Regions from separate parts of the Homo sapiens genome. Here regions 2 and 3 are each linked to region 1. A link is an interaction called in ENCODE POLR2A ChIA-PET data of the cell type or tissue named here. Cell type or tissue: B cell. All regions are shown on one strand.

The links. Peaks named below come from ENCODE experiments on the same cell type or tissue, not always from the same donor. Only the 100,000 strongest peaks of a DNase experiment are listed, where the experiment ranks them.
Region 2: POLR2A ChIA-PET joins it to region 1 with 6 read pairs; 5 of 35 experiments call an interaction of 5 or more read pairs at or near these places.
Region 3: POLR2A ChIA-PET joins it to region 1 with 8 read pairs; 1 of 35 experiments calls an interaction of 5 or more read pairs at or near these places.

Annotation. Positions count from the first base shown.
Region 1 is chr9:71,779,423-71,787,422 of GRCh38, forward strand. No RefSeq gene overlaps it. Among named protein-coding and RNA genes, the nearest start is that of CEMIP2, 15 kb to the left of the region's middle. In B cell, a CTCF peak has its summit at 3,828; a DNase peak (open chromatin) is centred at 3,919; H3K4me3 peaks cover 622 bases; H3K27ac peaks cover 3,453 bases.
Region 2 is chr9:71,718,227-71,726,226 of GRCh38, forward strand. CEMIP2 (cell migration inducing hyaluronidase 2) reads right to left here. Exons shown (of 24, transcript NM_013390.3): 11 at 7,355-7,483; 12 at 4,201-4,289. Among named protein-coding and RNA genes, the nearest start is that of CEMIP2, 46 kb to the right of the region's middle. In B cell, no CTCF peak of the experiment used is centred here; no DNase peak of the experiment used is centred here; H3K27ac peaks cover 378 bases.
Region 3 is chr9:70,394,922-70,402,921 of GRCh38, forward strand. All of the region lies in intron 1 of KLF9 (KLF transcription factor 9), which reads right to left. LOC124900273 (a long non-coding RNA gene) reads right to left here. Exons shown (of 2, transcript XR_007061576.1): 2 at 1-8,000. Among named protein-coding and RNA genes, the nearest start is that of KLF9-DT, 15 kb to the right of the region's middle. RefSeq lists an enhancer at 3,241-3,543 and a silencer at 3,494-3,543. In B cell, no CTCF peak of the experiment used is centred here; a DNase peak (open chromatin) is centred at 3,410; H3K4me3 peaks cover 818 bases; H3K27ac peaks cover 4,029 bases.

The DNA.
Region 1 (8,000 bases):
GTCACCCAGGCTAGAGTGTAGTGCACGCAATCTCGGCTCACTGAAACTTCTGCCCCCCAGGTTCAAGCGATTCTCGTGCCTCAGCCTCCTAAGTAGCTGGGATTACAGGCACATGCCACCACGCCCAGCTAATTTTTGTATTTTTAGTGGAGACAGGGTTTCACCATGCTGGCCACACTGGTCTCGAACTCCTGACCTCAAATGATTTGCCCACCTCGGCCTCCCAAAGTGCTGGGATTACAGGTGTGAGTCACTGTGCCCGGCCCCAGCCCGTCTTCTTAAATGGAGGTGATTTTGTCCTCCAGAGTATATTTAGCAATGTCTAGAGTCAGTTTTAATTTCACACTCTGGGGGAGGGATGCTGGCATCTAGTGAGTAGAGGCAAAGCATGCTGCTAAACATCCTTCAATGCACAGGATAAAGGACCATCTAGTCCAAAATGTCAAGAACCAAGGTCGAGAGACTCTGACCTAAACAAAGGATTTTGATAGGTGATTGTCAGTCTTCCACAGAGGTTATGCCAATGTGTTTTCCCAAGAGCAATATACGACAGTATCTATTTTCCTTGCCTCACCTGAGTGAATATAATCAGATATATACATCTCTAGAAATAAATATAGACAAATATCTATCTTTGTCATAGGAAAAAGTGATATAAGAACTTCAACATGTGTTTCTCCAGTAATAATTGAGGGAATCTCTTCACATTTACAAGAGTCATTTCTAGTTCCTTATCTATGACCTATCTGTTCATATTCTTTGCTCATTTTTCTGTATAGCTGTTGTTCTTTTTCTCATTGATTTGTAAAAGCTCTATATGTATTAAGAAAATTATCAGTTGGGCATGGTGGCTCACACCTGTAATCCCAGCACTTTGGGAGACCGAGGTGGGTGGATCACTTGAGGTCAGGAGTTCGAGACCAGCCTAGCTAACATGGTGAAACCTCGTCTCTACTAAAAATACAAAAATTAGCCAGGTGTGGTGGTGTGTGCCTGTAATCCCAGCAACTCAGGAGGCTGGGGCAGGAGAATCACTTGAACCCGGGAGGCAGAGGCTGCAGTGAGCCAAGATCGCACCACTGCACTCCAGCCTGGGCAACAGAGCAAGACTCTGTCTCAAAAAAAAAAAAAAAAAAAAAAGAAAGAAAGAAAGAAAGAAAATTATCCCTTTGTTTATGATTTAAGTTGAAACTATGCTTTCCCTGTTTAGCAGACAAATTTAGAGTGGTAAATAGCTAAAAACCAAACTATATCAAGAAAACCACACTTAAGTGAAAAGATACGTTTGTAAGCTGTGACTTGAAGCAGTGAAAGAAACATACAAATGATGTGTCGAGAAAAAATACTAACTAATATTTGCTGCCAATAACTGTACATTGGGATATAAAGAGAGCCAGAACATGTGAGGCGGGAGCTAAATGGACTGGATGCTGCAAACAGGGAACAAGGAAGCCCCATTTAAGGCCAGATATCCAGACTGTGAATCTGAGAGACTGAATTTCAAACTGTAGGTAATTATTTAAAATAGTAGCTGATACATACCACTGGTGAAAGATGAGACTCCAAGTTTGGACTTTAATTTACCTTTTACCTTTTGAACACTTGACTCTTCTCCCTCATTCAGCCCCTTCTAGTATAAAAATGACTTTCAACCAGTGTTCTCAAGCCATGCTGTCTCCGATCCAGTTTCAGCTGTATTACTTACTAGCTGTGTGACCTTGGACAAGTCACTTAACCTCTCTGTGCTTTCATTGTCTTCTCTGTAAAATAAGAATATTCATTACCTACCCCCACAGAGTGGTTACGCAGTAAATTAGTCAATCTGACCCATTTATAAGAATACATAGTACACGTTTGCATAGTTAAAGTTATTTAATGTTGTTAATGCACACTAATGCACAGACATGTTTACTCTGTTTCAGACAAGTAATACAATATCATCTGTTGGGTATAATTATCCTCATTTCACAGATAAGAAAACAGAGTCTCAGAAAAAGTAAATAAGACCTATTTTCTTTCATCATCTTTGGATCATCTGCAGTATTAAAGAAAATACTACTGTTACAAGGAGAGCCTGGAGAAAAAAAATCTTAGTCACACAGGAAACTGAAAAACCATCTTCAAATATATGAAGAGCTATTGTGGGGAGCACAAATTAACCTTTTGTTTCTGTTGCTTCAGAGGGCAGAAGTGATAGCAGTAGGTGGAAGATCAATCTATGCAAAATATGTTTCACTCTTTTGAAGAATTTGCTGTTTTCATTTCCCATTGTATCCCCAGTGTATAGCTCAGTGCTTGACATACTGAGATCTCAGCTCTCATTAGATATTCATTGAATAAATAAATGAATAAAGCCAATTATAAGAGCTATCCAAAATGAAACAGGCTGCTTCAGGAGCACTCCATCCTGGCCATGACCAAGAAGAGCCTAAGCCAAGCATCTGATGGAGGGTTCGAATAAATGCATATTGTATGCAGGAAGGGATGGTTCAAAAGGGCCTTGACAACATACAAAGTATTATAGAAACTAACAGTCATGGCCAGGCATGATGGCTCATGCCTGTAATCCTAACACTTTGGAAGGCCGAGGCAGGTCGCCCGAAGTTCAAAACCAGCCTGCCTGTGCAACATGGTGAAACCCCATCTCTACAAAAAATACGAGAATTTGCTTCACGTGGTGGCACACGCCTGTGGTCCCAGTTACTCAGGAGGCTGAAGTGGGAGGATCCCTTGACCCTGGGAAGTTGAGGCTACAGTAAGCCATGATAGTGCCACCGCACTCCAGCCTGGGTGACAGAGCAAGACCCTGTCTCAAAAAACAAAACAAACAAATAGATCACAATATCTATCATTTGATAACTTATTATGTGCCAACCACTGTGAAAAACTAAAGTCTCATTGGAAAATGACTACTATCTTCCAATATTTGAAGATGCTAGAGTCTAAAAAGCCCAAGTTCAAATCCTGACTCAACCATCTACTCATTGTTTGACTCTGGACAAATTTCCCAAATCCTCTGTGCTTCAGTTTTGCCACATGCAAATTGATAAAATGGGAATAAATAATTCCACAAGGTGACAAGAATGTAGCCAAAAATCTTCCACAAGGCCCAGTATATTTTTGGCAACACATTTCCTTCTTTCCCTATAATAATCACACACTATAAGGAGCTGTATCTGATTGTTGGAATTCACCAAAGATTAAATGTCTTGTTTTATGAGCTTGCTTCCTTGTAAAGGTAGCTTCATGAGCTTCACATCCCTGGATGTGTTTATGAAGAGATTGGACAGGTATATGCAAATAGCAACACTTATAGAATGCTTGCTATGAGCTAGGCACTGCTGTGTGTGTTTTACAGATAGATATTCATCCTGCCAATCCACACATTTTACAAATGAGGAAACTAAAAGCGACTAAGTAATTTGTGTAAGATTATATAGCCAGTAGGTGCCAGGAATGTGAACCAAGGGTGTCTTTGCTCTTAACCACTTCACCAACTGCATATAAGCAATAGTGACAAGGACATTCCACTATTTGTTGGGTGGGTGCTGGTGCCAATGACATCCCTTCCAGCACAGAGATCCATGGGCCCATAATCTCAGTACAGTGTGAACAGCTAAAGGGATTCAACTGTGACAGACTGAAAAACCAATGTAAAACAGGAGGCAAGAGATGCCCACACCTGGAGTGGCCAAAGGAGCAGAATGTTCCAAGCCTGGACAGCATATCACTGAGAGATGGAGATGCTCAGGCTGGGAAAAGCACTGGCGTGAGGAGGCGGGGCAGCCAGCCAGACATGTTTCCTACAGCTAGGCCCTAGGTGTCACCAGTGTGACAGGGCCACCAGTCATCCCTCCATTCTTTTGTACTTTCATTTACACATTTCATTTCGTGACAGGAAATAACACTGTCAGCAGCACAGTTGCTCACGGCATGTGCTGCAGGGGAGCTGACGCACGGAGGGTGGAAAGGGTGGAGGTGGGACAACGGGTGTTTGTGCCAGCATGTCATATACCGTCCTGACCTGCTGCATGCTCTTCCTTGCCCCGGGGCAGGTCTGGCAGCTGCTTACACAAGGCTCAAGTTGTTTGGAGTGGGGGAGGGAGAGGGGACCCACATCACCTATTTGCAGCTTTGCTTTTAAAAGTCGGTATCACCGATTTAGATTTGGGGTTTGGATTTTGAGGGGAACAAGAGGATTATTAGGTCCTAATATGACTTTTCTTCTCTTGCTCCCCTCTGCCTTCGGAAGTATCTAGATGTAATATCTCGTGCTAACCACAAGTTGAGAGTGGTAAAGTCATTCTGCTGGAGAAAATAGTAAAAATAATACTGACTTCCATGTTCATATTCAGTTTGTTTCTAGGAAAGACAAACATCAGTGGCGTTTAAATAAAAGATTTTTCAGCTGGGTGCAGTGGCACATGCCTGTAATCCCAGCTACTCGGGAGGCTGAGGCACAAGAATCACTAGAACCTGGCAGGTGGAGGTTGCAGTGAGCCAAGATCACACCACTGCACTGCAGCCTGGGTGACAGAGCGAGACTCTGTCTCAAAAATAAATAAATAAATAAGTAAAATATTTTTGTATGATTAGCCCATGTTATATATACTCAACCTTAGTCAAACTTTGTATTGACACCCTCTCCACCCTGCCACCACAGATTATTTGCTGGTCAAAAGAGGAAAATAGTTACAGGCCAGAGCAAGGAAGGGAACTGTTTCAGACCACGAGAGACTTAAAATGCACAATAATCAAGTACAACATGTAGTCTTTGACTGGATCTTTATCTGAGTGGATCAATGGAAGACACATTTGGGATCAAATGAAGAAATTTCAATATGGACAAGGAATCAGGTGCTTTAAGGAATTATTGTTAATCTTGTTAGCTATTGTCTTAGTTCATTTTGGGTTGCTATAAAAGAATACCCGAGGCTGGGTAATTTATTAAGAAAAGAGGTTTATTTGGCTCATGTTTCTAGAGGCTGTACAAGAAGCATGGCATTGAGCATCTGCTTCTGGTGGGGACCTCAGGCAGTTTTCATTCACGGTGGAAGGTGACAGGGAGCAAGAGAGAGGGAAGGAAGGTGCCAGGCTCTTTTTAGAAATCATATCTCAGAGGAACTAATAGAGGGAAAAGTCACTCATTGCCACCGTGAGGGCGGCAGAAAGCCCTTCATGAGAGATCTACCCCCATGATCCAAAATTGAGGATCAAATTTCAACATGAGATTTGGAGGGGACAAGTATCCAAACTATATTAGGAATATTAATGATGTTATATAAAGAAAAGAAATTTTAATCCACATAATTGTTTAGGAAAAAAAAAGAAAAAATTTTTTTAAAAAATATGTGTTTTCATATGTTTATTTCAGCACTATTTACAATAACAAAGACTTGGAACCAACCCAAATGCCCATCAATGATAGCCTGGATAAAGAAAATGTGTCACATATACACCATGGAATACTATGCAGCCATAAAAAAGAGTTGGTTCATGTCCTTTGCAGGGGCATAGATGAAGCTGGAAGCCATCATTCTCAGCAAACTAACACAGGAACAGAAAACCAAACACCTCATGCTCTCACTCATAAGTGGGAGTTGAACAATGAGGATACATGGACACGGGGAAGGCAACTTCACACACCAGGGCCAGTCAGGGGTGGGGGGCAAGGGGAGGGAGAGCATTAGGAGAAATACCGAATGTATGCGGGGCTTAAAACCTAGATGACGGGTTGATAGGTGCAGCAAACCATCACGGCACATGTATACCTATGTAACAAGTCTGCACATTCTGCACATGTCTCCCAGAACTTAAAAGTAAAATAAATTTTAAAAAAGAAGAAAAAAATGTGTGTTTTTAGATGTTCCCACTGAAGTATTAGGGGCAAAAGATCATGACATCTGTTTTCGTTTTTGAGATGAGGTCTCATTCTGTCACCCACACTGGAGTGCACTGGTGCAATCATGGCTCATTGCAGCTTCAACCCCCCAAGCTCAAGCGATCCTTCCACCTCAGCCTCCCAAGTAGCTGGGACCACAGGCATGAGTCACTATGCTCAGTTAATTTTTTTTTTTTGTAATTTTTGTAGAGACAGGGGTCTCATTATGTTGCCCAGGCTGGTCTCAATCTCCTAGGCTCAAGCAATCCTCCTGCCTCGGCCTCCCAAAGCGCTGAGATTACAGGCCTGAGCCACCATACCTGGCAACATCTTTACTTTAAAATACATTAGCAAAAAATAATACATGAATAATAAATAATAAATATGGTAATATGTTGGCAATTGTTAACTCTAGGTTATGGATAAGTGGGTGTTCATTATACTATTCTTTTTTTTTTTTTTTTTTTTTGAGACAGAGCCTCACTCTGTCACCAGGCTGGAGTGCAGTGGCATGATCCCGGCTCACTGCAACCTCCACCTCCCAGGTTCAAGAGATTCTTGTCCCTCAGCCTCCTGAGTAGCTGAGACTATATAGGCATGCGCCAGCTAATTTTTGTATTTTTAGTAGAAATGGAGTTTTGTCATGTTGGCCAGGCTGGTCTCAAACTCCTGACTTCAAGAGACCCAGCCGTCTAGGCTTCCCAAAGTGCTAGAATTACAGGCATGAGACGCCGCACCCGGTGTCTACTATTCTATTTTTTATTAGTTAAATTTTTCTTAGTACGGAGTTAATCTGTTAGAAGACAGTCACTAATTCTTTATTTTTCACTTGAATGCCTTTGTCTATTTTATTTTTGCATTTTTATCTTTTCCTTCATTCATTCCCTTTCACTGAACAGATAATGTGGTATATGAGAGTCATAAATTGTGGAAAGGGTCTCATCTCACATTTGACTGAAATTTAACAGCTAAAATTGTCTTTGATCATATCCCACTCCACACCACTTGGAAAGAAAAGTTAAATGTGCTCTAAAAGAGACTTTAAAATTTTTTTCTTTTCATTTTTTTGAAATTATTGCAAACTTACAAAAGTTGCAAGGATAGTTAGAAAACTCTCGTGTACCCTTCACTCAGATTCATCAGTTGTTAACGCTTTGCTACATTTACTTTTGTTGTTTGTTTTTTCTTGAGACAGGATCTCGCTCTGTTGCCCACGCTGGAGTGCAGTGGCACGATCACAGCTCACTTCAACTTCTGCCTCCTGGGCTCAAGCCATCCTCCTGCCTCAGCCTCTTGAGTAACTGGGACTACAGGCACATGCCAAAATTCCCAGCTAATTTTTGTATTTTTTGTAGACACAGAGTTTTACCATGTTGCCCAAGCTGGTCTCGAACTCCTGGACTCAAGCAATCCACCTGCCTTGGGTTCCCAAAGTGCTGGGATTACAGGCATGAGCCATGGTGCCCAGCCTACATTTACTTTTCTAAATTGATCTCTTTCTGTCTGTCTTCACAGTTATATGTTGTTGTTGTTGTTTTCTGAACTATTTGAAAATAAATGGCAGACTTCACTCCCTTTAACACTTAAATACTTCAGCGTGTAACTCTTGGAAACAGAATTTTTTTAACATAACCACAACGTAATCATCAAATTCAGAAAATTTAGCACACAGTCCATATTTCAAACTCAGTTGGCTCAACAATAGCCTTTATAGAATTTTCCCAAAATCCAGAATTCAAGACCCAAGCGGAATTCAGGAATTGCATTTAGTTGTAATGTCTCTTTAGTTCCTGTTAATCTGGAGCAGTTCCTCAGCCTTTCTGTCTTTTGTGACATGAATGTTGAACAGGACAGGACAGTGGTTGTGTACAATGTCCCTTAATTTAGGCAGAAAAACTCATAACTCTATCTTATAATTGCAAGGTTTTGTCAATACAACCTTTCTCTTTTCCAAGAATAACTAAAATTGTTTTTATAGCAATAGAGAAAAATTGAACTGTTAAGCCGTGAAAGTATACATAAAGTATATTCTCCAGGAGGAGTTTCAGACATGCTCTGCTAATAAGTGAAATTTGTTAAATAAATTTACATGACAATATCAGGTTTAAGCTTGGCAAAA
Region 2 (8,000 bases), 61 kb before region 1:
ATTCAAAGAAGAAATTACATTTATTTAACCACAAGTTTCCAGAGAACCAACTGCTTTTACATCTTCTTAGTTTGTTTTTGAAAAATCAATTAAAATGGACACTGCAGAATATTATTGCATAAAAATCATTTCCAAAAAAACCCAGATCAGGAAGTATGTCATGTGTGTTTACAAATCCTTAAGGTACATGTTACCAATATAAACTTATTTAATAAATTAATAATATATTTCAACATACATATATGTGAACTAGAGTATAATTTGAGTTGTATGCTGGTTAAATGTTTAGATATAGACAAAACTGGGTTCAATATCATTAAAATGCCTAAATTTAAAATAGACTGTATTTTTTAATATTTTCTTTTTTTGAGACAGAGTCTCACTCTGTCACCCAGGCTGGAGTGCAGTGGCGCAATCTTGGCTCACTGCAACCTCTGCTTCCCGGGTTCAAGCATTTCTCCTGCTTCAGCCTTCTGAGTAGCTGGGATTACAGGCATCCATCGCCACACCCACCTAAGTTTTGTATTTTTAGCAGAGACAAGGTCTCCCCATGTTGGCCAGGCTGGTCTCGAACTCCTGACCTCAGGTGATCCACCCACCTCAGCCTCCCAAAGTGCTGAGATTATAAGTGTGAGCCACCGCACCCAGCCAGACTGTATTTAATTAACATATTTATTATAAATACTGAACTTCACCTTTTCTTTTTCTTCTCTCTAAAACAGTTATAAGGACCTTACTGAAAAGGTAAAAACAGTTGGTGTCAAAAACTGTCCACTATAACAACTCAAATAGTCAAACGGCCCCATGATGCTCAAATACTCAAATACATGATATTCAAATACTCAAATGGCCCCATAAGGCCACCTATTTTTTTTTAATCATTTCTGTCTTAATCTTACAAAACGAACGGAAGAAAAAAAGAAATCACAGCTTTTCAGAAACCAATTCAACAGGTAGAGATTTTCAACCAGTGAGGAAACATCATTTGCCTAATGCTAATACCACAGCTGTTGGCACACAGTAGGTGCTCACTAAATGGATATGATGGCAGAGGCAGCTATCGAGAGAAAATAGCAAGTGCAAATGTCCTTAGGCATGAGTGAGCTTAGCATGTTCAGGAACAGCAAGGAAGTTTGCTGGAGAGAAAGAAGCAAGGGAGACAGAATAGAGAGGAGGGCAAGGGCTAGGTAAAGATCTGGGTCTCCATTGGAAATGCAATGGGAAGTCAATGGAAGCATGGAATCAAGGAAGGGATGTGATCAAATTTCTTTTTTGTTCTTTTAAGAGATCACTGATTGCTATTTGGAGAATGGATTATAGAGAATGGACTCTAAGGAGACCAGTCAGAAGGATCTTCATGTGTTTCAGACAGATGCATGTGTGGTATAAACTGGGGTAGTAGCTGCGAAGATAAAGAGTGTCATATCCATCTTTAGATTATATGGCCCAAGTCCCTTTACCCTAACTAGCTCTGACTTAAGAGGTAAAAAGTTTGACTCTAAGCCAACATCTACTCTCTGGCATTGTAGTTCCTGCCAAACAGCTTTGTAGTCATTACATAATAGTAAGCAGATGGAAGAGTTCCGGAACGGAGACATACTGTTCTAAACGAAAGCAAAAAAAAAAAAAAAAAAAGAGTACTATAAGGCAGCATCTGATTCTCTGCTGTAACCATCTCAACTTCTCTGAACTTCCTATCAATATAAATCAATCACGACACCCCCACAGTGCCCAGGCATGTACAGGGAGAAAAAAAGTAATCAGTAACTGACCACTTGCTTTGATACCCTTTATTTCCATCTTCTTTCCCACTTGGCATATAGACAATAGTTACTTTTTCCCGATTTTCTTATTATCATCATTGAGTTTTCAGCACACTTCTCAACTGTCTCTTAATTGTCCTCTGCTTTAAATGTACTAGGTGGTTCTAATGCCCTTTCACTCTTGTAGATTAAATTTCCTAATTTCAAACCAAGAGCTTTCTTCAGTTAAAATTTTCCATCTTTGGATTCCTATATTTTCACGTCTTGAAGACACAAGGAAAGGCTTATGTGATTAACAGGTTTTTTTGTTTGTTTTTTTGAGATGGAGTCTTGCCTTTTTGCTCAGGCTAGAGCGCAGTGGCATGTTCTCAGCTCACTGCAACCTCCACCTCCAGGGTTCAAGTGATTCTCCTGCCTCAGTCTCCTGAGTAGCTCAGATTACAGATATCTGCCATCATGCCCAGCTAATTTTTTGTATTTTTAGAAGAGATGGGGCTTCACCGTGTTGGCCAGGCTGGTCTTGAACTCCTGATCTCAGGTGATCCACCCGCCTTGGCTTCCCAAAGTGCTGGGATTACAAGCCTGAGCCATCACGCCCGGCCCTGATTAACTGTTCAGTCAGCTTCCTCTTTGATGAACAGATTAAATATCTTCTGGATCTTCTAAGCCTGGTGTTTAATATATGAGCTGGTTTATTACTCATTTATGCTAGTTTTTATCATTTTTACCATGTCTAAATTGCATGAATATATATATGAGCATAGTCTAAACACTAGTTCAGTATATGCACAAGCTCTTGTTCCTTTTCTGCTATAATCAGTTCTTTTCAATAACAACTTCCAAATGGAGTCCAATTCCTTATCAATATGTATGTAGTTATAAACTAGTAAGAGAAATAAATAATGGAGAGAAGAAAGATAACCATTTTCATAATATCACATACACACACCTAGTAAGGAACTACTTAAGCCATTATGAGTAAATTGTTTTATTGTCAAGTCTAATTAAAACATCAATGAACTCAAATATATTTACTCTATTCATATATATACACACATATATTCACATATATACACATACACATTACTATAAATATACATAAATATATATACATAAATAAGTTTTTAAGGCAGGGAAGAGAACCAATTGTGTTTATGGATTTTTTGGCAATGCTAAGCAAAGAACACATTACTTTCTACCAATTATAATAAATTATATTAGTTCTACCAATTATAATAAACTCTTCAAAGCTAAAAAAGCAGCAGTAACCTTCTAGATAGAATTCTTTATTTGCCAGCTAATATTCTCCTCTTAGTTCATAATTTATTGTCATCTATATACTCTTTTTTCTTCTTAAGTTTATCTCTTCTATTTTTTCACTTCATTTGTTGATCAGCTTTTAGGTATCCAGTTCTTTGTGTTTTATTTTTTAAAACGCCCACAGTTTCTTGGTTTCTCAAATGCTATCTGATCATTGCATCAACATATTTCAGGCTCAACTTGATGTTTGAGGAATCCTCAAGACAAACTAGACTTTCCCCAGTTTTCTTCTGACCTCATGTCTTATTAAAGTGTTGTGAGAATCTGCCTCACCCTGAAGTCAGGCTCACCAACCTATGGTGTGCTTCCTACTTGATTCTTTGAAGAACAATCAGGCCTGGTATTCTTTTCCTAAGTGTCTGTCAACAAAGCCTATTAAATCTAGCACTCTATCAACTCCATAAACTGGTCAATCAATTTGAAGTATGGAAAATAATAATATGTACACAGGTTCTACTGAATATGACTTTAAGTCACCATCTTTTCCAGAAAAGTTTATTTTCATCTGGGACATTTTCTTTATTTTGGCTCATATATAGCATGTAAGAGAACTCTGCTGAAATGCTGATCCATACCTAATGCATTTTGTGATTACAAAAGAAAGTAACCTAGAGCCTGGCTATGATGTAAATCTGAGGCTACAAAGGGCTGAACCAGAACCAGGTTGCTCATCAAATTTGGGATCATTCCTTTTGAAATATTAAATGCAGTATTCATTTTGACCACAAAGAATAAATTCTATATGGTTTGGTTTTTCAAGGATGAGACTAAACATCTTAGTTTAACTTATTTTTCAATGAATCATACTGCACACCAAATTTGGAAACTTTCTCAACATATCTCCTCTTTTTTCTTTCTCTTTCTGCAACTCTCTCTAGCATCTATTTATAGCAATGAAAAAGGAGAAAAACATCAACCTCTTTAGTATTTCAATAAGATAAAAGACCAGTCACAGGACCTGGGACAACAGAATAAGTGGTTTTCCAAAAACCCTTTTACGAACTTCTAAAACTTTATTTTAAATGTATTACCACAGAAAGAGCACAATAAACTCCAGTTAGAAAGTTTTGCTTTGGCAAAGTATAGCTTGAGTGTGACTTAAAAGAGCCAGCTTTACCTTGCACTATTGTCCAAACAGAGGTATTCCCTTGGGTCAGCAGCACTAGAGTTGGTTGTTTTGACACCTTTGTCAATAAATAAGCCAGCCTGAAAAATATAAATAATGGACTGGAATGAATATGAATCCCAACTTACAACAACATATACAATGATTCATGAAAATAGATTTTAGCTTATCACTTCTACCAAAAAAAGTGGGGCAGGGAATCAACAGCAAAGGTACTGTAAAAAAAAAAAAAACAGCTACTTTCCTGGATATTTTCTACTCATTTAACTCATTTCACTCATTTAGTCATTCAACAAATACTTACTGGTAGGCACCCAGTGTTATACATTAGTTAACAAGAAAAATATGATCCTTGTTGTTGCTAACACAAAAACTAGCAGAAAGACATGCAATTAAATAAATAATTACAATCCAAAACGATAAGCATATGATAAAGGAAGCAGATGAGGTTTGAGCAGAAAAGAAGGGCATCTGGAGAGGCCTTTTTTGTGGGTGGAGGTGAGAGGATTCAGGGAATGTCTCCTAAAAGAAGTGACCTCTTAAAGCTGAAACCTGAAGGATGGAGAGAAATTAAGCAAAAGAATGGATTGGTGGTGCAGGGGAGGAGGTGGGAGGAAGGAGCTGAAGAGCCAGAGAAAATAACTCAAGGGAATAGTTTGTACAAACGTCTAGAGATGGCAGAGAGCATGGAACAGCCAAAGAAAAAAAAAAAAAAAACAAAACCATGATGGACAAACAAAAATGTACGAAGGAAGGAAATATAATGGAGAAGGCTAAAGAGGAGCAAACATCAGATCACATGGAATTGATGTGCTACAGAAGTCAGGACAATAGGAATTTAATAAACGCATTGTAACCAACTGCAAGTTAAGGAAAAAACACTGTAGCTATAAAATGGATAATGGATTGAAAGAGAATTTAAAAAAAAAAAAAGGAGGCAAATAAGGTAGAAGATGATTTCAGTAATCCAGAAGAGAAATAAAGATGATCTAGACTCATGGCCATACTAACAGTGGAAAACAGATAAAACGAAAATTATTTACTAAGTAGAATTGATATCATTTTGTAATTGATAAAATTCTGTGGGTGAGGGAATGAAAGCAATAAAAGCTCATATATTTTTGGTTCAGGCCACAGCTGAGTAGTGGTTTTGTTCACTGAGACAGACATATGAGAATAGGTCTGGGCCTAAAAATAAGAATTTTAGTTTGCAACATGTTTTATTTATGTCCATAAGACATTCAAAGGGTACTCAGTAAGCAGTAGGATAAGCCTGACCAACCTGGACTAGTACAGATTCGGGAGGCATCAGCAGTTGAAGCCATAAGGACCAGTGTGTGTGTGCGCACACATGTGGGTGTGTGCCTGTGTGTGCATGTATGTGTTTATGAGTTATTCCAAAATGACATGTTTCTTTTTGAGTACTCCAAGAATTCAATCTCCTTTGGCTATAAAGTATTATCCTGGACAGACATTTCCAAATTTAACAAATTAACACCTAATCATCCACTCATGTCAATTAAATTTAATATTCTTATTAATTGAGTAAATTACTGCACATTAAAAATCAATTAGAATGGGGCCAGGCATAGTGGCTCACACATGTAATCCCAACACCTTGGGAGGCCAAGGCAGTCAGTTCACAAGGTCAGGAGTTCAGACCAGCCTGGCCAAAATGGTGAAACCCTGTCTCTACTAAAAATACAAAAATTAGCTGGGCATGGTGGCAGATGCCTGTAATCCAAGCTACTCAGGAGGCTGAGGCAGAGAATTGCCTGAACCCAGGAGGCAGAGGTGGCAGTGAGCTGAGATCGCACCACTGCACTCTAGCCTGGGCGACAGAGCAAGACTCTGTCTCAAAAAAAGAAAAAAAAAAATTCCATTAGAATGAGGTGCTTTTTATACCATTTACAATTAAGAAAAATTGAGGATTTCTACTATGAAATGCTATTTTCAATAAACATTAACTTAATCAACTATTCAGCTCACAAAAATCAGTTTTGTATAGTTTTTCCTCAACTCTTCATCAAGTGATTCTAAGCTCTTCAAACTGTAACACACTTAGGTTTTTAAAGGATCCTCTGAGTATCATAAATGCAAAGTATTCCTTGAACTCTGGTGCGGGTCACATCAGGGTAAAGGATCTGGGCATCACACACATAACAAAACATTAAAGTGCCTGTGAGCACAAAATAAACCAAATGTATTTATCACCAGGGGGCGAAGGGTTAGAGCCAAATTTCATGAAAAAATGGAAACTCCTAATGGCCTTTAGGTTACTTGATCTGTATCATTTTAAATTAGGTCAATTATTCTTAAGCAATATTTCACTATTTATATAATTAGTATAATGCCTAATAGGACACTCTACCAGCCACTGTGAATCAAAAAGAAGAGATGAATTATGCTTATCAACCCCTAGAAGGATATTATTTAATGTGTACCTCCCTAGAAACAGGTAACGACATTAAAGATTGGAAAGAAGTTGAGAGGGAGGAAGAGGTGAGAAGAAACAAGGGAGAGGATGAGGACACATGAATCAAATCCATTATGTAATTATTCAGGTTACACGTGCATGTATGTGTTGCACATACCTGTATGCGCAATAGGTATGTATAAATGGAATGCTCTCTATATATCCTGAACAGGGAGGGGTTAGGTGTCTGTTTTTAATTACAAATTACTTTCTCTGATGACAAGTTCTACCAAAAATTGACATTTCTCAGCTATAATCTACTACAGTTTGAATGCATCCCCCAAAAAGCATGTGTTAGAAAGTGCAAAAGTATTGGGAGGTAGAGCCTAATGGAAGGTGTTTAGGTCATAACGGATTCGCCCTCTTGAATGGATTAATGCTGATTATAAAAGAGCTTGAGGCAGCAAATTTGTTCTATAGCTCTCTCGCCTTCTCCTTGCCCTTCTACCGTGGATGACACAGCAAGAAGAACCTTACCAAATGCTGTCCCCTTGATCTTGGACTTCCCAGCCTTCAGAAGTGTGAGCCAAATAAATTGCTGCTCATTATAAGTTAACTAGTCTGTGATATTCTACTACAGCAGCACAAAGTGGACTAAAATATAATCACAATAGTTCATCCTTTACACTGTCTAGCATATGTACTAATTGTTAAAACTTAGAAACCTACCTTAAAATTTGAATGGACCCTGTTGTTATAAAATATACCCAATGGAGTGAGTTCTGGTTTTGCCAAGAGCTGCAATCCACTGGATTCCCCAGTTGGTTCCTTGTGGAATAAATACCATATTCCAGCATCCTACAAATGAAAGGACAAGCCCATTAAAAGCCTAATTTATACAGATATCTATGAAACACTCTCATAAACTAACTTCTTCATCAGCAAGTTTAATCTTTTTCACCCAAATTTTTCATTATTGCAGGTTCAGAATTGACAATAAAAAGTTGTACACACGTCTCAAAGTGGTTATATCATGTATTTTTTTAAAAAAGCAAATTTAATTTTGCTTGCAGGATTGGACAAAAGAGAAATAATTGGCTGGTATAAAAATTCACTTTCAAAACTTTTCCATCATTATCTACGTTAAAAGTTATGCAGAATTAAAACCAAATCGGCTTTCCATGTAACCAAGACAGCACAGATGTTAAGCAATATGGTTTTTATCTGTTTACCTCCAAACCTGTTCAATAGATGAGTCATGCCTATTAAACAACTGTCCACCAGCACGCAGAGATCACTGACTTCTTTCAAACAAGTCTAATGCCCTTCCTGTCCTGAGGCAAATTTTTGCCAAAGAAAAAAAAACCACCACACG
Region 3 (8,000 bases), 1.4 Mb before region 1:
TCTACGGAATTAACACACACCGTAAGAATTTCTTTTTCTAGAACTTGACAAAGTTATTTCTGAAGTTCATTTGGAAGAATAAACATGCCCAACTTGCCAAGAAAATTTTGCGGAAGAACAAATAATAAGTGAGCACTTGCAATACTAGTTATTAAAATGGATTATTAAAGCTGTAATAATTAAGATAGTGAGATAGCAGCACAGGAAAAGACAAATCAGTGGAACAGAGTAGGGTCTGAAAATAACCTTAAGAATCTATAGGGATTCTGTACATGGTAAATGGGGTATTTCAAATCAGTGAAACAGAAAATGTTTAATTCAGTAAGTGGCTTAGATGTCAGGTAAAAGAAAAAAATTAAATCTTAGTCCCTACCTCATACTTTTCACTCAAATGATTTCCAAATGGGCTATAAATGTAAATGTAAAAAATAAAGCCATAACGATAAAATATAGGTGAGCATTTTTAGAATCCTGGAATAGAGACTTTCTAAACATGAAACCAAAAGCAAAATCCTACTTGAAGGATAGTTTTGAATACGTAAAAATGTTAAACTTCTGCATGTTAAAAATATATATAAGTAGAAAAATTTAAGAATCAAAATAAATTAAAAGAAATTGAAGCATATGACAAAATGTTAAAATCTGTAACACAGAAAGGACTTGCAAATCAAAAAGGAACAGCCCAACTTAATAAAAGTGGGCAAGGATGCAAATAAATAATTTATAAAGTAAGAAATACTGGCCAGACGTGGTGGTTCATGCCTGTAATCTCAGCACTTTGGGAAGTCGAGGCAGGCAGATTGCTCGAGCCCAGGAGTTTGAGACCAGCCTGGGTAACATGGCGAAACCTCATCTCTACTAAAAATGCAAATATTATCCAGGCTGTGTGGTGCACACCTACAGTCCCAGCTACTCAGGTGGGAGGATCACTTGAACCAGTGAGACAGAGGTTGCAGTAAGCTGAGATTGTGTCACTGCACTCCAGTCTGGGTAACAGAGCCAGACGCTGCCTCAAAATAAATAAATAAATAAATACATAAATAAAATACTAATGACCAAGAAATAAATACGAAAATATTTAATATTTCATACAAAAATATATTCAATCTCACAAGTAATCAAAACATGCCAATTAAGACACCAGCAAGATATCTGTGAGGCTAGTGAAAACGTTAAAAAATCTGTTCATACCGACCACTGGTGGAGGCATGAGGAAACAGGCCCTCTACCACACTGGTGGGATTTATAATTAATCCAGGGCCATCTGGCAATATTCTCCTGCAGATTATTTTTGGCAATTAATTTGATAATAATTAGATAGAGACATGAAAAGGGATACCAGCATTGCTTATGAGAGCTAAAAGGTGGTAACTTAAATGCTCAAAAATAAAGGGCTGGTTTAATACATAAAGTATATCCTTACAGGGGACTAATATGTACCTGTGAAAAAGGTACCAGACTGTTATATAATGAAATGGAAAGATGTTAGCCATACACTGCTAACTGAGAAGAACAATGTATGATCAGCTGCATAAGTGTGTGAATATATATGGAGAGAAAAAAATCCTGTTGCCCACAAAATATGGGCTGGCTGAGGTGGTTCATGCCTGTAATCCTAACACTTTGGGAGGCTGAGGCAGGAGGACTATTTGAAGTCAGGAGTTCAAGACCAGCTTGGGCAACACAGTAAGACCCCATCTCTACTACAATTTAAAATTAAAAAAATATTAAGTAAAAAGAATATATACAAAATTTGAACAATTACTATCTACCAGTGAGGAGATAAAGAATAACTTCTACTTCCTTTTGTAATTTTTCCCTATGTTTTCTGATTTTTTAAACAGTGAGTATAAATTTCTTTTATGAGAAAAAGTCAGAAAAAGTTATTTTAATATTTTTTAAAAGTCTTACAGAAAACAGCGATACATCTGAGTTTAAACCATTCCACAAATGGCTTGATCAAGAATATATTCCAGGCCAGACATGGTGGTTTATGCCTGTAATCCCAGCACTTTGGAAGGCTGAGGAGGGAGGACTGCTTGAGGCCCAGAGTTCAAGACCAGCATGGGCAACATAGTGAAACCTCATCTCTTAAAAATTTTAAAAGGAATATATTCCATGGGCATGGAAGTGGAGGGCAGTAGGTGATTTACTTTCTATTGAGAAATTACTGGGACACTTCAGTAAGTGATCCATGACCAAAGAGAGAAGAGTCATTTTGTCTTCTTCTCAAACTAATTGTCAGAAAGTCAGAAACTTCCTGGCCCGGTGTGATGGCTCACACTTGTAAACACCTGTAATCCAGCACTTTGGGAGGCCAAGGGGGGTGGATCGCTTGAGGTGAGGAGGTTGAGACCATCCTGGCCAACATGGTGAAACCCTGTCTCTACTAAAAATACAAAAATTAGCCAGGCATGGTGGCACATGCCTGTAATCCCAGCTACTCGGGAGGCTGAGGCAGGAGAATCGCTTGAACCCTGGAGGTGGAGGTTGCAGTGAGCTGAGATTGCACCACTGCACTCCAGCCTGGGTGACAGAGTGAGACTCTGACTAAAAAAAAAAACAAAACGGAGAAAGTCAGAAACTTCCTGAATATACTACATCTGTCTTCTCACTCCTCTATTTCCACCTCTCCTACTTTTTCCATATGTGAAAGGGACATGGCCCTCTTATAAGAACAGACAGGAACCTTCCTTCAGAGGTGGAAATGCACAAACAGTAACAGTAGGGTTGCCCAACAAAGGAGTGTCCTTGTTAGAAAGCAGGTGAGAGGAGTCAGATCATGAAGAAGTGCAAAGATTTGAGTCTAAGAAAGCATTCATGGACCAGACTGGTGGGGAATGCATCCACATAGACCTGCCCTGACCCTAGGCCTCAAGCACCCCATTTGTCCATCACCATCTGGCTTCTCTCCTCACCAAAAAGCAATGTCAACATGCAGGTACGAAACATGAACAGTTGCTTTTTTCCCATTCTCCATTACCCTCATGTGCAGAACCACCAATACACATTACGGAAGAGGTGTGCAGGCCATTCCTGGGTACAGAGAAGTCCACATTTTTCTGCATACATCATTTCAATGAACACTGAACTCAAAAATCATTCATTCAAAAGTCTCCTGTTTATCAGAAATATTGCTTTGCATGTAGATGTTCTGAACGAATAAAAATGTTAAATAGGCTTTGAAAGAATAATCCTGCCTGAATGCCATCCCATCATATTACTACCATTTGCTTCTGACCTCTCACTGAATCCTGCTTGTGATTTGGCTTCCGTTTATATTGTATTTGTTGATACAACAGAGACAGTGTAGGGCTTAGGTGTGAGATTTTACTTCCGGATCTCTGTGTTTATCTGTAGAAAGCAACTTGTCCTATGCTTTAGGTTCTGAAATGAGAAGTGGGTGTGTGTCTCTGACATCTGTATGCAGCACTTCCTCATTTAAGCATGTCAGAGTCTAAGAAGCAAGCATATCCAAATATCGTGCACACATTCCCAACCTCAGCTATCTGTGAGACAGCACATGCAGTTCCAGCAGACCTCAAACAAAAGACAGCAGATAACAGAATTTTTTTTTTTTTTTTTGAGATGGAGTCTTGCTCTGTCACCCAGGTTGGAGTGCAGTGGCACGATCTCGGCTCACTGCAACCTCTGCCTCCCGGGTTCAAGCAATTCTCGTGTCTCAGTCTCCCAAGTAGCTGGGATTACAACAGGCACCTGCCACCATGCCCAGCTAATTTTTGTATTTTTAGTAGAGACAGGTTTTCACCATGTTGGCCAGGCTGGTCTTGAACTCCTGAGCTCAGGTGATCTTCCTGCCTTGGCCTCCCAAAGTGCTGAGATTATAAGGATGAGCCACTGTGCCCAGCTGACAACAGATTCTTGCCTCTTTAGGTTCTTGATTCAGCAAAAACTATACATTTTCTTTTTCTTTTTTTCTGTGAGGCAAGGTCTTGCTCTGTCACCCAGTGACGTGATCTTGGCTCACTGCAGCCTCAACCTCCCAGGCTCAAGTGATCCTCCCACCTCAGCTTCCCAAGTAGCTGGACCACAGGTGCATGCCACCACACCCAACTAATTTTGTTTATTTTTTGTATAGTCAGGGGTCTTACTATGTAGTCCAGGCTGGTCTCAAACTCCTGGGCTCAAGTGATCCTCCTGTCTCAGCCTCCCAAAGTGCTGGGATTACAGCCGTGAGACACTGCACCTGGCCAAGAGCTGTCTTGAAGTCTCAGTTATATGGCCCTGCCTGAAAACTAAAAATAGTGCAGAGGCAAAATGTGGACCCTAAACATAAATTTTTAACACAATGAAGATCTGCCTCTTGGTGTAGTGTGATAAAAGATCATAAAAGTCAGAGTAACAGAATTTAGAGGTGGATGAAATCTTAGGGATCCTCCAAAGGCCCAGAAAGATGATGCAACCTCCCCACAACCACATAGCTAGCCCTTCAAAGACCAGACCCTGGCCCAGACTAGGTAATTCCTGCCATCCCAGACTATGCTGCCTTTGTTCAGCTATTTGTGGGAAACATAGATAATAAATATCTACCTAGGCATTAAATATTGAACAAGATATAAATGCCTAATGGCAAAGCTATCCCAAGAACAGATTCTTTGAATCTTTGCAATTTTGGTGATTTTTATCACCATGGAATTCAAACCTGTCATGTTTTAGATGAAGCCAACTCAGAGGGCAGATGACGTGCCCAAGGACGCCCTGCACAATAGTGTGTGACCAGATTAAAACCAGGTTTCAAATTGCTCCTTCAGTTTTATGCACAAAATGAGATTAGATGTGAAAGAAGAGCCTGGACTCAAACTAAAAGCACAGAGACTGACCTTTCACAGTGCCTTTTTTTCCAATTCTCTGCCTTCCAGGCCCTTCCTTCCAAATGCATTGCCTCAGGGGGATCAGACATAGTTTAGGATAAATAAGTTGCCACTGAGCTTTAATTTTCAAAGTAGCATTTAGAAAACCTAAGTCCTTGAGCTTAAAAAAACTCTCAATTTGCCAGATCTTCCAACCAAGACATGAGGGGCAGAAAAAGAGAAAGAGCTGGTAGGACTGTATTAGAGACACAGAGGTCTCTAAGAAATATCCAGGTCTTTATTCTCCTTGTAGAGACAGCCTTCGAGACATGCCTAGAGGAAGTGCCTTATACAAATAAGGTCCTCTTGGAAGCCCCACACAGGCCATAACACCTGAGGAGTTGGGGAGCTACAGCTGAGAGGGGTCTCAGTGTGCGCACCCTTCTAAAGTGCAGGGTGGGGAAAAGGACTGTGTTCCTGAGCCCAAAACTGTGCTGTTGGAGAAATCCACAGGAGGACTGGGTCACAGTGCAAGGATCTAACACCCAGAGCCACTGATGTCAGCCTGTGAGGATGGGGACACAGGCAAGTGCATGACAGACGTCTCAGTGGACATCACCACAAGGTCAAAGGACAGCATGCAACATGGATGGCTCTCCCACGAGGCTGAAACAAGAGATGAGCCCCATGCCCACCAAACAGAAGATCACTCCCAGGGAAAGGAAAGGCAAGGGACCCCGAATTAGAGAGAGAACCCTGATTTTGCAAACATTTAGCCAAAAGAGAATACAATTTAATGCAGAAGTAACTGAGACCCTGAAATGCCAAGAAAAAGATTGTCCCCCAGCAGCAGAAATGGAGAGACTGATGCCTGATTAGTCAACACGTACTCTACCTGCTAGGCTGTGGCATTCATAAGGACTCATGGTGAAAAGTGATGCCACTCCAGCAAGTGTTTCCATCCAGGTTTTTCCCTCTGGGCTCAACCTCTGCACACTGTATGCACACCACAGTATGGCTGCAGTGGCCATAAATCCTACTCATACATGCCACATGGGCCACCAGCAGCTTTTCAAGCTTTTAACCCTTCTACTCTTGGGATGGAGTGAGCCACTAAGTCACATGGCTTGATGTTTGGCACCAAAGACCACAAAGAACTGCAGGTCAGAGCTGTCCACCCTTCACAAAACAGTCCCCACTCAACCCTCCCCCTGAGATCTCAGAAAAGGAATATAGTCCCCTCTTTGGGCATGTATTTCTAGAGGGTGTTTTGAAATTTAGGAGCAAGCAGGGCTTTGGGAAGAAATGCCTCGGGTTAGGCTGGGTGTTAGTGACTCATTCCTGTAATCCCAACAGTTTGGGAGACTGGAGCAGGAGGATCACTTGAGGCCAGGAGTTCGAGACCAGCCTGAGCAATATAGCGAGATCCCATCTCCAAAAAAAAAAAAAAAAAAAAATTTTTTAAATTAGCTGGGCATGGTGGTGCGTGCCTGTGGTCCCAGCTATTCAGGAGACCTAGGTGAGAGACTGCTTGAGCCAAGGAGCATGAGGATGCAATAAGCCGTGATTGCACCACTGCACTCCAGCCTGGGTGACAGAGTGAGACCCCATCTCAGGAAAACCAGCCTGGCCAACATAGTGAAGCCCTGTCTCTACTAAAAATACAAAAATTAGCTGGGTGCGGTGGCTCATGCCTGTAATCCAGCACTTTGGAAGGCCGAGGCCGGTGAATCACTTCAGGTCAGAAGTTCGAGACCATCCTGGCCAACATGGTGAAACCCTATCAACTACTAAAAATACACAAATTAGCTGGGTGTGGTGGCGGGCACCTGTAATCCCAGCTACTTAGGAGGCTGAGGCAGGAGAATCACATGAACCTGGGAGGCAGAGGGTGCAGTGAGCTGAGATCGCACCACTGCACTCTAGTCTGGGCAACAGAGCAAGACTCCTTCACAAAAAAAAAAAAAAAAAAAGAAAAGAAAAGAAAAGAAAAAAAATTAGGCTGGCTGCAGTGGCTCACGCCTGTAATCCCAGCACTTTGGGAGGCCAAGGTGGGTGGATCACATGAGGCCAGGAGTTTGAGACCAGCCTGGCCAACATGGTAAAACCCCGTCTCTACTAAAAGTACAAAAATGAGCTGGGTGTAGTGGCATGTCCCTGTAGTCCCAGCTACTCAGGAGGCTGAGGCAGGAGAATTGCTTGAATCTAGGAGGCGGAGGTTGCAGTGAGCGAGATCATGCCACTGCACTCCAGCCTGGGCAACAGAGCGAGACTGTCTCAAAAAAAATAAATAAATAAAAATAAAATAAAATAAAATCAATTAGAAAAGAAAAAGAAAAAGAAATGCCTCAGGTTAGAGAAAATAGCCTATGTTTTTCACACTGGGAACCCCCCGCTTCAGTGGGATAATGCTCACTGAACAAGCATTTTGGGGCTGGCCATGAGTATGGATTACAATACGAGAGAAAGCCAGCTGTTTGGTTGTCATTCTGCTTATTTTCCTTAAAATGGTAATGGTACAAAACTACTGTAGAATTACAGAGCACAGGGAGTTAAGTCACTTTTATGTGTTTTTGTTAAGTTGTTTTTAAGCTCTACTTTTTGCCTCTTATGATTTATTACAGTGTTTTTCTTGGGCATTGTGCACACTGAATACACTTCTGAATCCCAGTGGGAACTGCCATATAAACAGCTCGTCTTTGCATAGACTAGGCTTTTACCTATTAGCATATAGGGTAATAAATGTTCCTGTAAACATGATTTGTTTCTCTGGACATTAAAATGGACAGACTGGAATTAAAACCAAGTCAATGGCTTTGAAGTTCACCCTGCTGCTGTTATACTTGTTCCATGTGAGGCTTTTATTATTGGCTTCTAGAACATCCACTCAGGAGGGCCAGTGGGTGTTTGCCTAAGCGTATGTAATACCTGTCAAAATCATCTATCTTCTGCAAAGACCCTTCTGTACATTCACTTATGGCCTATCTTTCGGGTTGAACTCCAGAGATAGTTCGGAGCTCCTTCCCACCAAAAGGAAGAAAAATATATAGAAAAAAAAATATCGTACTGTTTGCCTCTCATTTTGTCAAACTCTGTTCTTTGGAAAATCCTGTTGGTAGTTATAAATGGGATGATAGCCGGGCATGGTGGCTCACACATGTAATCCCAACACTTTGAGAGGCCGAGGCG